Linked DNA regions of Homo sapiens: region 1 is linked to region 2. A link is an interaction called in ENCODE POLR2A ChIA-PET data of the cell type or tissue named here. Cell type or tissue: CD4-positive, alpha-beta T cell. All regions are shown on one strand. Each heading gives the region's core, and the rest is flanking DNA. Links, peaks and the distances in the headings are about the cores only.

Region 1 (5,387 bases), core at 64-5,063, 58 kb after region 2:
GAGATGGGCAGATCACAAGTTCAAGAGATTGAGAGCATCCTGACCAACATGGTGAAACCCCGTCTGTACTAAAAATACAAAAATTAGCTGGGTGTGGTGGCGTGCTCCTGTAGTCCCAGTTACTCGGGAGAATCACTTGAACCTGCGAGGCAGAGGTTGCAGTGAGCTGAGATCGTGCCACTGCATTCCAGCCTGATGACAGAGCAAGACTCCGTCTCAAAAAAAAAAAAAAAAAAAAAAGAAGGGCAAGGAAAGTGATTTTGGGGGGTTATTTTTTATTTTGCCCATTTGTGGGGAATTCTACAGGATGAAAGTGATTTTTTTAATACCTCTATCTTCTCAAATTTATTTATTTTTATTATTTCTGGAGAGAGAAAAACAATTGTAGTGACATGAATTCAGGCTTTGCCAGTTAAAATACTTTCTGTAATATAATTTGTGACTTAGAGCCCCAAATCTACCAAACTGGTAGAGAACATTTTGGAGTTCCTTCATTCCCAGTTTTTGTTTGTTTGTTTTTGTTTTTGAGAAAGAGTCTCATTCCGTCTCTCAGGCTGGAGTGCAGTGTCAGGATCTCAGCTCACTGCAGCGTCTACTTTCTGGGCTCAAACCGTCTTCCCACCTCGGCCTCCTGAGTAGCTGGGACCATGGTCGTGCACCACCATGTCCGTCTAATTTTTGTATTTTTTGTAGAGATGGGTTTTCACCATGTTGTCCAGGCTGGTCTTAAACCCCTGAGCCCAAGTGAGCCACCCACCTCAGGCTACCAAAATGCTGGGATTACAGGCATGAGCCGCTGTGCCCAGACTCATTCCCAGTTTTAACAAGTTTGATGCTTCTGGGTGGTAGGGGTAGAGGCTCATCCATGTCTACAAGGCAACCTGTTTACATCTAGTGGCTTCCTGCTGCTTTTGTGCTGTTTAGGACATAAGCGCCATTTGCAAGGGTTATTTTTAATCCCATTTGCCTATATATACATATAGCTATTTTGGGGAGGGGGGAACCAGGCCATTTTACCACCCTACAGGGAATCTCTTTTTTAATCTGGATAGAATCCTTTGCCTTTCTCTTTCTTCAAGGCACTCTATCAATGCCTATAAATCCTTTTCTTGGTCAGGTACAGTGGCTCACGCCTGTAATCCCAGCACTTTGGGAGGCTGAAGTGGGCGGATCACCCGAGGTCAGAAATTTGAGACCAGCCTGGTCAACTTGGCGAACCCCGTCTCTACTAAAAATATAAAAATTAGCCGGTTGTGGTGGCGCACACCTGTAGTCCCAGCTAGTCGAGAGGCTGAGGCAGGAGAATCGCTTGAACTAGGGAGGCAGAGGTTGCGGTGAGCCAAGATCGCGCCACTGCACTCCTGCCTGAGCGACAGAGCAAGACTCCATCTCCAAAAAAAAAAAAAAAGTTTTTTGTTACCTGTTTGATTACACGTTAATTTTGATTGTAAAGCACTGATTATTTTTCCTTCAAAAATCCACGTAGTTAGGCCGGGGCGGGCGGATAACCTGCGGTCAGGGGTTCAAGACCAGTCTGACCAACATGGAGAAACTCTGTCTCTACTAAAAACATAAAATTAGCCGGGCGTGGTGGCACATGCCTGTAATCCCAGCTACTCCGGAGGCTGAGGCAGGAGAATCGCTTGAACCCAGAAGGCGGAGGTTGCAGTGAGCCGAGATCGCACAGTTGCACTCCAGCCTGGGCAGCAGTGCGAGACTCCGTCTCAAAAAAAAAAAAAAAAAAAAATACATGTAGTTGATTTTTTCCTTACATATGAAAAATGGTACTTAGAATTTATTGAGTTCTTAAACTGCCAGTACCTCTACAAACACTTTACATTTTCTTGTTCAGTCTGTTTCTACATTTTTATATCATGAAATATTTCATGCATACAAAAGAGTATACATAATCTAAACGTCTGTGAAAAGACAAACACATCTGTCTTAAAACCATTAACTTAAATAAAAGAGCATTATTGATGCTTTTAAAGACCCCAGTAAGCCCCTTCCAAAATGACATCTCTCTACTACTGAAGTATTCTCTATTCTGAAATTTGTAGGTATTTGTTTTCCTTCTGTTTGTAATAAATTATTTAGTTTTTGAGTTTTTGAACTATGTGTACATATATACATTCTTCTGCTCATTTTTTGTTCATCATATTTGTAAGATTCAATAATGTTGATGCAAGTTACTGTAGTTCATTCTTTTTTTATTCTGTTTTATTGTTATATAGTATTTCTTGATACGAGTACACCACTGTCTTTCCATTCTCCTATCAATGAACATTTAAATTATTTCCAGGTCTTTGGTTTCTTTATTTGCTTTTACTTTTTAGAAATCAAGCTTCTATGAGTATGTGTCTGTTGTATCATGATGTTCTTATGCAATGGATATAATATTGCATAGGTTATATATGAAATGTCATAGAATATGGCTAATTTACACACTTACCTGATAATGCCAAATTATTTTCCAGCAGTATAGAAGACCTGCTGCTCCACTACCTTGTCAACATGTAGGAGTGTTTTACTTTTGAAAATGTTTGTCAATCTGGTAGATGTGAAATAGTACCTCATTGTGGTTGTAATTTGCACCTACCTCATTATAAATGAGATTGAGGTTGGGTGTGGTGGATCACACCTGTAATCTCAGCACTCAGTCGAGGCAGGCAGATCAACTGAGGCTAGGTGTTCGAGACCAGCCTAGCCAACATGGCAAAACCCCGTCTCTACTAAAAATTCAAAAAATTAGCCAGCGTTCTGGCACCTGCCTGTAATCCCAGCTACTTGGGAGGCTGAGGCACGAAAGTTGCTTTAGTCTGGGAGGCGGAAGTTGCAGTAAGCCGAGATTACACCATTGCACTCCAGCCTGGATGACAGAGCAAGACTCTGTCTCAAAAAAAAAAAAAAAAAAAAAACAGATTGAGCACCTTTTCATACGTGTATTTCCTAATTGTGTTTCCTCTTCTATGAAATGCTTATTCATGGCTTGTGCCTTTTGTTGATGTTGTTGTTGTTTGAGACGGAGTCTGGCTCTGTGCCCAGGCTGGAGTGCAGTGGTGCAATCTTGGCTCACTGCAACTTCCGCCTCCCTGGTGCAAGCGATTCTCCTGCCTCAGCCTCCCGAGGAGCTGGGACTACAGGCACGTGCCACCACGCCCAGCTAATTTTGTATTTTTAGTAGAAAAATACGGGGTTTCACCATTTTGGCCAGGATGGTTTCAATCTCTTGACCTGATGATCCGCCCGCCTCGGCCTCCCAAAGTGTTGGGATTACAGGCGTGAGTGAGCCACCACACCTGGCCTTATTTTTTTTTTACACAGGGTCTTGCTCTGTTGCCTGGGCTGGAGTGCAGTGGCACAATCAGGCTCACTGCAGCCTCAGCCTCCTGGCTCAAGGTATTCTCCCACCTTAGCCTCCCAAGTAGCTGGGGCTACAGGTGCGGGCCACCACACCTGGCTAAATGTGCTGGTTTTTTGATGAAATTACTTGATTTTTTCCTATTGATTTTTTTAAAGTTCTCCACATATTGTGGAACTCAAATTTTGTTGGTTATGTCTATATAACATCTTTTCCCAGTTTGTGATTTGTAATTTCCCTTTCTTTGTGAGACCTTTTAATGAATGGTAGTTCTCGATCTTAGTATGTTTGAACTTATCAAATTCTTTCCATTATGATTTGTACTTTTTGGTCTCTAAGAATTCCTCTAATACAAAGGCATTTTCAAATTTTATTTTATTTTATTTATTTATTTATTTTCAGACGGAGTTTCACTCTCGTAGCCCAGGCTGGAGTGCAGTTTTGCGATCTCAGCTCACTGCAACCTCCACCTCCCGCGTTCAAGCGATTCTCCTGCCTCAGCCTCCCAAGTAGCTGGGATTACAGGCACCAGCCACCACGCCCAGCTAATTTTTGTATTTTTAATAGAGATGGGGTTTCACCACGTTGGCTCGACTTGTCTGGAACTCCTGACCTCAGGTGATCCACCCACCTCAGCCTCCCAGGGTGCTGGGATTACAGTTATGAGCCACCGTACCTGGCCTCAAATTTTATTTTTGAAGTTTAAAATTTTTCTATTAAAAACACTTAATGGCCAGGCATGGTGGCTCATGCCTGTAATCCCAGCACTTTGGGAGGCCAAGGAGGGCAGATCACCTGAGATCAGGAATTCGACATCAGCCTGGCCAACATGGCGAAACCCCGTCTCTACTAAAAATACAAAAATAGCTGGTCGTGGTGGCACACGCCTGTAGTCCCAGCTAGTCAAGAGGCTGAGGCAGGAGAATCACGTGAACCTGGGAGGCAGAAGTTGCAGTGAACCGAGATCGTGCCACTGCACTCCAGCCTGGGTGACAGAGACAGACTCCGTTTAAAAAAAAAAAAACAATTAGTCCTTAAATTGTGCAAAGTTGATTTTTATGTATTATACTAAAAGGGGCTCCAACTCCTTTTTTTTTTCAAATTGTCTGATCATCATTTATTGAATAGTTTATCCTTCCCCTGCTGTATTATGTGTGACGTACTGTTACATACCAAGTTTCCATAAATGCATGCCTCTGTTCCTGGATTGTCTAGCCTGTTTGTTGGTCAATTTTTCACCCTCTCTACTAATACTACACTTCCTTAATTACTCTAGCTGTATTATATTTTGATGTCCACTGGAGCAAACCACCTCATCTTATTCCTTTTCCGGAGTGTCATGTAGTTGGTTTTGCTTTGTTTTTTTTTTTTTATGCCATTGCTGCCTTAAAGATATGTGGTTGTTTTTTAGGTATCACTTGTGATAATTTCCTCCTCTTTTTGCTCAGTGCTTTCTCACACAAGAGACACTTAGAATTATGGTCAACTGTGTTTCCATAATAGTAATACCTGAGGTTCAGTAAAAACCTGAGTACATCATAAGCTTTCTAAATTGACTAGTATTGCTTTGTAAATTGCTTACCAAATGCTTAGTTGTGGTTGGAAAGCTGCTGTTTATTTCCACATCAACCTCATTATCAGATCCCACAACCCTTGATATTTCATACTGTTCATAATTACCCTGTGCATTCTGATTCAATTACAGCGCTAATAGACCAGGTTCCCTAACAACACAGAAAGACCAACTTTTTAAATCACTCACTGCTTATAGAAAATTTTCTCCTTCTTGGCTTTTCATGGGTTTCACCCAACTGAACTAAATAGGAAAACATGATTCTGCTAATTTCACTTGCATGTATACACACATGTGGCAGAAATTTTCAAGACAAATAAAATTGGGAACTTCTCCCCTGGCCCCAGGTTCTATAAGTAAAATTGACTCTCTGGATTAGAAAAATGTATGGCTTTATCCTGTGATTTCCTCACCCCCTTGTATCCCAAATTGAGAAGCATGGCTCTTGGCAGT
Region 2 (5,339 bases), core at 1-5,000:
TCTTAACGCACCTATGAGTCAAAAATTAAAAGTATCTTAATTACACCCAAAAATTTGCTGAATCTGCCAAATCTTCCCATTGCATTTTAATATCTCGTGACCTTTTACATATTGGAAATGTAAGACAAAAGAAAAGCACACTTTTTGGTATTAGAAAAATAAACAAACATACCAATAGGGGTTCCAGCAGGCCTAACCTCATTAGGCAATAATTCATCTCCTTCAGGCCAAGTTACTGACAATCTATCAGGGAGCCTGTTATGAAACCAGCATATTAATGTTCCACAAACTTTGTTAATTATGATCTTAATTAAAAAGATACGAGTTATTAGAAACTTAAATATTTATTGCTGATATATTTTAAAAGGTTAAATCTGGAATTCTTTACGATTAATCATCTAAAAATTTTTTTCCTCCCTAACCATTCCTGTGGCTACTGAAAAAAAAGAAGAAGAAAAAAAAAAACCTTTTGGAATTAAAAGCCAGAAACTGTCAAATTTTTGTTGATTTTTTTTTTCTACTTGTTTATAGTACAAATTACCTTTAGAAGACAGGATAACCCCTAAGAATCAAAATTCAGTAAGAATCAAAATGATTGCATCATTAGCTATACAAGAAGAAAAGCCACTTTCTACTTCCTTCTTCTTCTTTATAACTCACTGATAAGGTTTGGCTCTGTGTCCCCATCCGAATCTCATCTCGAATTCTAATCCCCAGGTGTCAAGGGAGGGACCTGGTGGGCGGTGATTGGATCACAGGAATGGTTTCCCCCATGCTGTTCTCTTGATAGTGAGTTCTCACGAGAGCTGATGATTTTTAAAGTGTTTGACAGTTCCCCCTTCCCTCTCTCTCTCTTCTGCCGCCCATGTAAGACATGGCTTGCTTCCCCTTCGCCTTATGCCATGATTATAAGTTTCCTGAGGCCTCCCCAGCCATGCACGACTGAGTCAATTAAACCTCCTTGCTTTATAAATTACCCAGTCTCAGGTAGTATCTTTATAGCAGTGTGAAAACGAACTAATACACTCATCTTTACCTCTCAGCAGGTATTGTAATATCCTAGTTGTAGGCCAAACTGAGTTTTTTTAAAACATGTTAATCATAGTGCCTATAAAAGTGACACTTTAGATATATAAGATTTCCTTCTTTGTCTACAAAACAAATGCAGAATTCTGTTTGTATAACTAGACCTCTTAATTTTTTTCAACAAGAAGTTCATCTCAATAGGTACAATATCTAAGACTACAAATGCCCTAACAGCAGAGTAAATGACATACTCAGAATACTTACAGCACAATTCTTTCCAATTTTTCTTATTTTTGTCATGCATCTTGAAGTGTGACTTACCTTGCCATTTCATCTTCTACATATTTTTTAACAGCTTTCTCAGCAACTGTCCTATCCAGCTTTGCAATTGGCACAGTTCTTACTTCATCATATAGTGCCTGAGGTTCCTGAATAAATACATTTACCAACATTTCAAAGAAAACTATTTAAATCTAGCTGTAATAAAAACAAACACCCATTTGTTTCTTCCAAAGAAATATATTTTATCCTAATTAAGTACATAAATAACAGTAGCTATTCTTACGTTACACCACAATGTTTGTTTATATTTTTTATATAACCTCTGTAGTCCTAACATATCAAACATTAACAAGAAAGCATGGTATAGGGAAAAAACCCACTCCAGTTTTGTAGTTACTCATTGCTGAGATAGAATTCTGGCTCCAATGTTTACTAGTTAGTGGGCCCTAGAGGAAATATGACTTTATAAAATTAATTTGGTAACTAGTTATAATGTATATATGTTTACAAAAACTGAGCATATGATGTTAAATTGTATAGATTATTAAAAACATCAACTTATGACACATAAAAATCCACACAAAAACTACAACCACTTTATCCAATGGAAAACTAGTCACTAGCGAAATATACTGTATCTTAACAATTATGCAAAAGTGTTATCAAGAAACTTTCAGTATGTTTTATCACTTGCTGTCTTACCATTGCAATTTGAACCTCTCCTCCTGTAGCATATACTTCTCCATCATGATCGCCATAAAGAAAAAATCTTACTATGCTTCCATAAAAGAGGGGAAGTGTCTTGATTGTCTTGACCTAATATTTAGTTTTTAAAAAAAAAAAAAGCTTCAGTATTAAGATTTACGAAGAGAAAAAGGCTTAATAATAATTTTACAGAACTTCTTTATTACAAAGAAAAAAACCTTGGTAACTATCATTAGAAAAACTAATGAAAACAGCATTCTAATATTAAAATAAAATTGTATTTTTGAAGTTCTGTACTTAACAAATAGTTGTAAAAATATGGCAGCTTCTTTATACAAATGTGTTAGAATTAAGCATGTGTCTTACAAGTCCAGAATTCCTTCAAATTCAGTCATAATGAATGCCAACATATCTGAAACCTTTTTTCCCCATAAAATTCTGCTCTCAGATGATGAACAGCAATTTATAAACTTTGACAAGTTAATATTATTTTTCAAATACATCAGCTCAAAACTTGCCTATCATATTTCTTCTCCTTACTTGGTTTAAAAAATCTAAGGGAAATTTCCACTACTCCAATTCAGAAATTCCCAACAAGGACTATAAGAGTTTATCCCAACCTACCTTGCCTGCCCCATTTCTAAACTATTTCTCTTCACACATACAATAGGCAGCAGGACAACCCAACTCTTACTACTTGCTGTTTTTCTGCACTTAACCTACGCACATCTCTATGCTCAGATTACCTTCTAGAAAGCACTTTACTCCATTACCACTAAGCATTTGACTAAACTGATCACTCCTTTCTTCTTGTAACTCTTCACTTGGCTCTAGGGATGTCACATTCTGCTAGTTTCCTTCTGTCTCACCAGCTTATCCCTGTCAGTCTCCTCTGCCAGCTCCTCCTTTTCATTCTAACCACTAAATGTTGGGAAAGCTCCAGGCTCAATCCTTTTACCTCTTTAGCTATACTCACCAAGTATAGATGATCTCATCCAATTCTATAGCTTTAAATATATGATGGTATCTCTCATTTATGGAGAGAACAGAGAGCCTTCTACCTTGTAATTATCTGTGTAAACCTGAGCCTCTACCCCTTTCAAGGTCCACACAAATGTTACTTCTTTTCCAAAGTATTTAACGATCTGCTCTGTTCTTCCAGCCCACACGACCAACCAAAGTAAAAAAAAAAAAAAAAAATCCTCTCCTCTTCTCTCCTTCTAACCTGCCAAAACACTATTAATCCTTTCTTTCCATTGCATTGATCCACTTCTTACCTATTATTTATGCTTACACTATCCCCATTGCTAGGATATAATATCACCAAGAGCAAAGCACATCTCCTATATCTCTGAATTCTCCACCACACAGTCAAAAGGTGCAGTAACTTACTATGTCAGCAGATGCTCAACAAAAAAATACTTAAAAATCATTACTTAACGCATTACATTAAAAACAAACAAACAAACAAAAAACACTGAGATCTCCATGTGAGTAAAGTTTAGTTTAGGAAACCATAAAAACCTTGTTAATTGAGCCTCTGGCAATAGTTTTTTTAATGCTATAATAAATTATGGAATTTAAAATCAGTTTGTCCTTTTCATTCTTACCTAGCTCCTGAGGAGCCAATATTTGCATTATTTGTTGTTACTGTTGTTAAATTTTAATACATCTAATTTAGTCTCAACTTCTACTAAAAATTGAATCTAAAAATAAGTTAAATTTCCTTAGAGATGATGGAAGACACTGATGTCAAACAGGCCTGTGAAGAGTCTGAATAAATGTTCTTCATGAAATGTGAGAATGGGAAAAAAAGAAATTTTTAAAAATAGCTTATTTTCTATACATGTGATTCTGCATATGTGTTTTAAATTAAATTAAAAATTATAAGAAAAAAGTGACAATAAGTTAAACCTACCAGCTGTCCTGCTTTGTATATCTTTCCATCCCATTCTATTGCTGCATATGTTGCCCAGGGACCTTGCTTTTTAGAAGGAAGATCAGGACGTGTAATTACTCCCTTAAAAAGTGTAAATTTTATTTGTTTATCATACTTCTCATGACAGTCCTTCAGCCACAAAGCAAATTCTCTGTCAATTTTCATTCGCTGTTCCTGTAGAATTTTAAAATGTTTTATGAAATATAGCTACTAGCAAACAAATATAACCATAAACATTTGTCATTCATTTTATTTTTTTCCTTTCATATACTCCAATTCAGAAAACCTAATAAAAAATTAAATATTCTGCTGGATCCTTCCTCTGTACACATTTAGGATATTTCAAACAAATGCATTACCAAAGAAGAAAAATTTGATATTATTCTTAGAACCAAGGTATCCCTGGTCAATATCAACAATAAAACCTTCCTTTCCGCCTTTAATTCCTAGGATACACTAAAAACTGATGAACCCTTACTGCCTGGGAGGAGAACTAGCTAGCTCCACAAAAGGGATGAGTGGAGGCCTTCTAACTGTAAACCACATTCTCAATGGGACGATAAAAATCTCATTGTGTATCAAGTACTTTATAAACGTGAATACAATATACAAACAGATAGATGGTAAATCTGCAGTAGTAAAATTTCATTGGGGAAAACAATTGAGAAAAAGATGCCAAGAAAGACTCCTTATGAGGGTGATAACGAAAAAAGGTTGAGAAACACTGCTATGCAAAATGTACTTTTCTTTTTAATTTTCTCTTTTATATATAGAGCCTATCCAAAAAATAAACTCATAAAACTGAAGTGTTTTCTAATAATACTTAAGAAGATGTGTTTTTGCCAACCATTCTTCACCCTGTTGGGAGAGAATACAGAAATCTGTATTCAAGCATAAGGTGCTATACACTTGTTTGATGCCTGCCTCTAGGGCAATGAGGAGGTAAGACAATCTCCCCATTACATGCTTTCGCAGAGGACAGTCTGTAAAGTTACAGAACTCCATTCCTTCTTACGTACCTTATACCATAATATACCATTTCCAAAGGAAAGTAAGGCAAAATTAAAAATAATTTCAGCCTAAGTTTTTGATGCTTGCTGTCAAGAAGGATACTATCTTAGTTATTAATAAATTTGATTTTTTTAAAGTTATATGAATGAAAAAGGAAATATATATACATGGTAAAGACTCACAGGTCCAATATGGTATACAGTTTCTGGGAAATTGCTGCCACACTTACTCCTATAACTAGGTACCAACTCTTTCCCAAATCAGCAAATCATTGTTGTCAGTTTGCCAGCTGACATGGAGATTAAATTAGTAACTAGGAACCAGAAAGTCTGACAACCAAAATGTTAAACTACCCTTCTAAAACTCTCAGGATGGA

Evidence for each region. Peaks named below come from ENCODE experiments on the same cell type or tissue, not always from the same donor. Only the 100,000 strongest peaks of a DNase experiment are listed, where the experiment ranks them.
Region 1: POLR2A ChIA-PET joins it to region 2 with 5 read pairs; 14 of 35 experiments call an interaction of 5 or more read pairs at or near these places.

The regions. Positions count from the first base shown.
Region 1 is chr18:2,644,292-2,649,678 of GRCh38, reverse strand. No RefSeq gene overlaps it. Among named protein-coding and RNA genes, the nearest start is that of SMCHD1, 8.7 kb to the left of the region's middle. In CD4-positive, alpha-beta T cell, for the core only: no CTCF peak of the experiment used is centred there; DNase peaks (open chromatin) are centred at 3,028 and 4,978; H3K27ac peaks cover 402 bases.
Region 2 is chr18:2,702,479-2,707,817 of GRCh38, reverse strand. It overlaps SMCHD1 (structural maintenance of chromosomes flexible hinge domain containing 1), which reads right to left. Exons shown (of 48, transcript NM_015295.3): 13 at 3,932-4,126; 14 at 2,011-2,124; 15 at 1,348-1,454; 16 at 173-255; 17 at 1-11. Among named protein-coding and RNA genes, the nearest start is that of SMCHD1, 49 kb to the right of the region's middle. In CD4-positive, alpha-beta T cell, for the core only: no CTCF peak of the experiment used is centred there; no DNase peak of the experiment used is centred there; H3K27ac peaks cover 274 bases.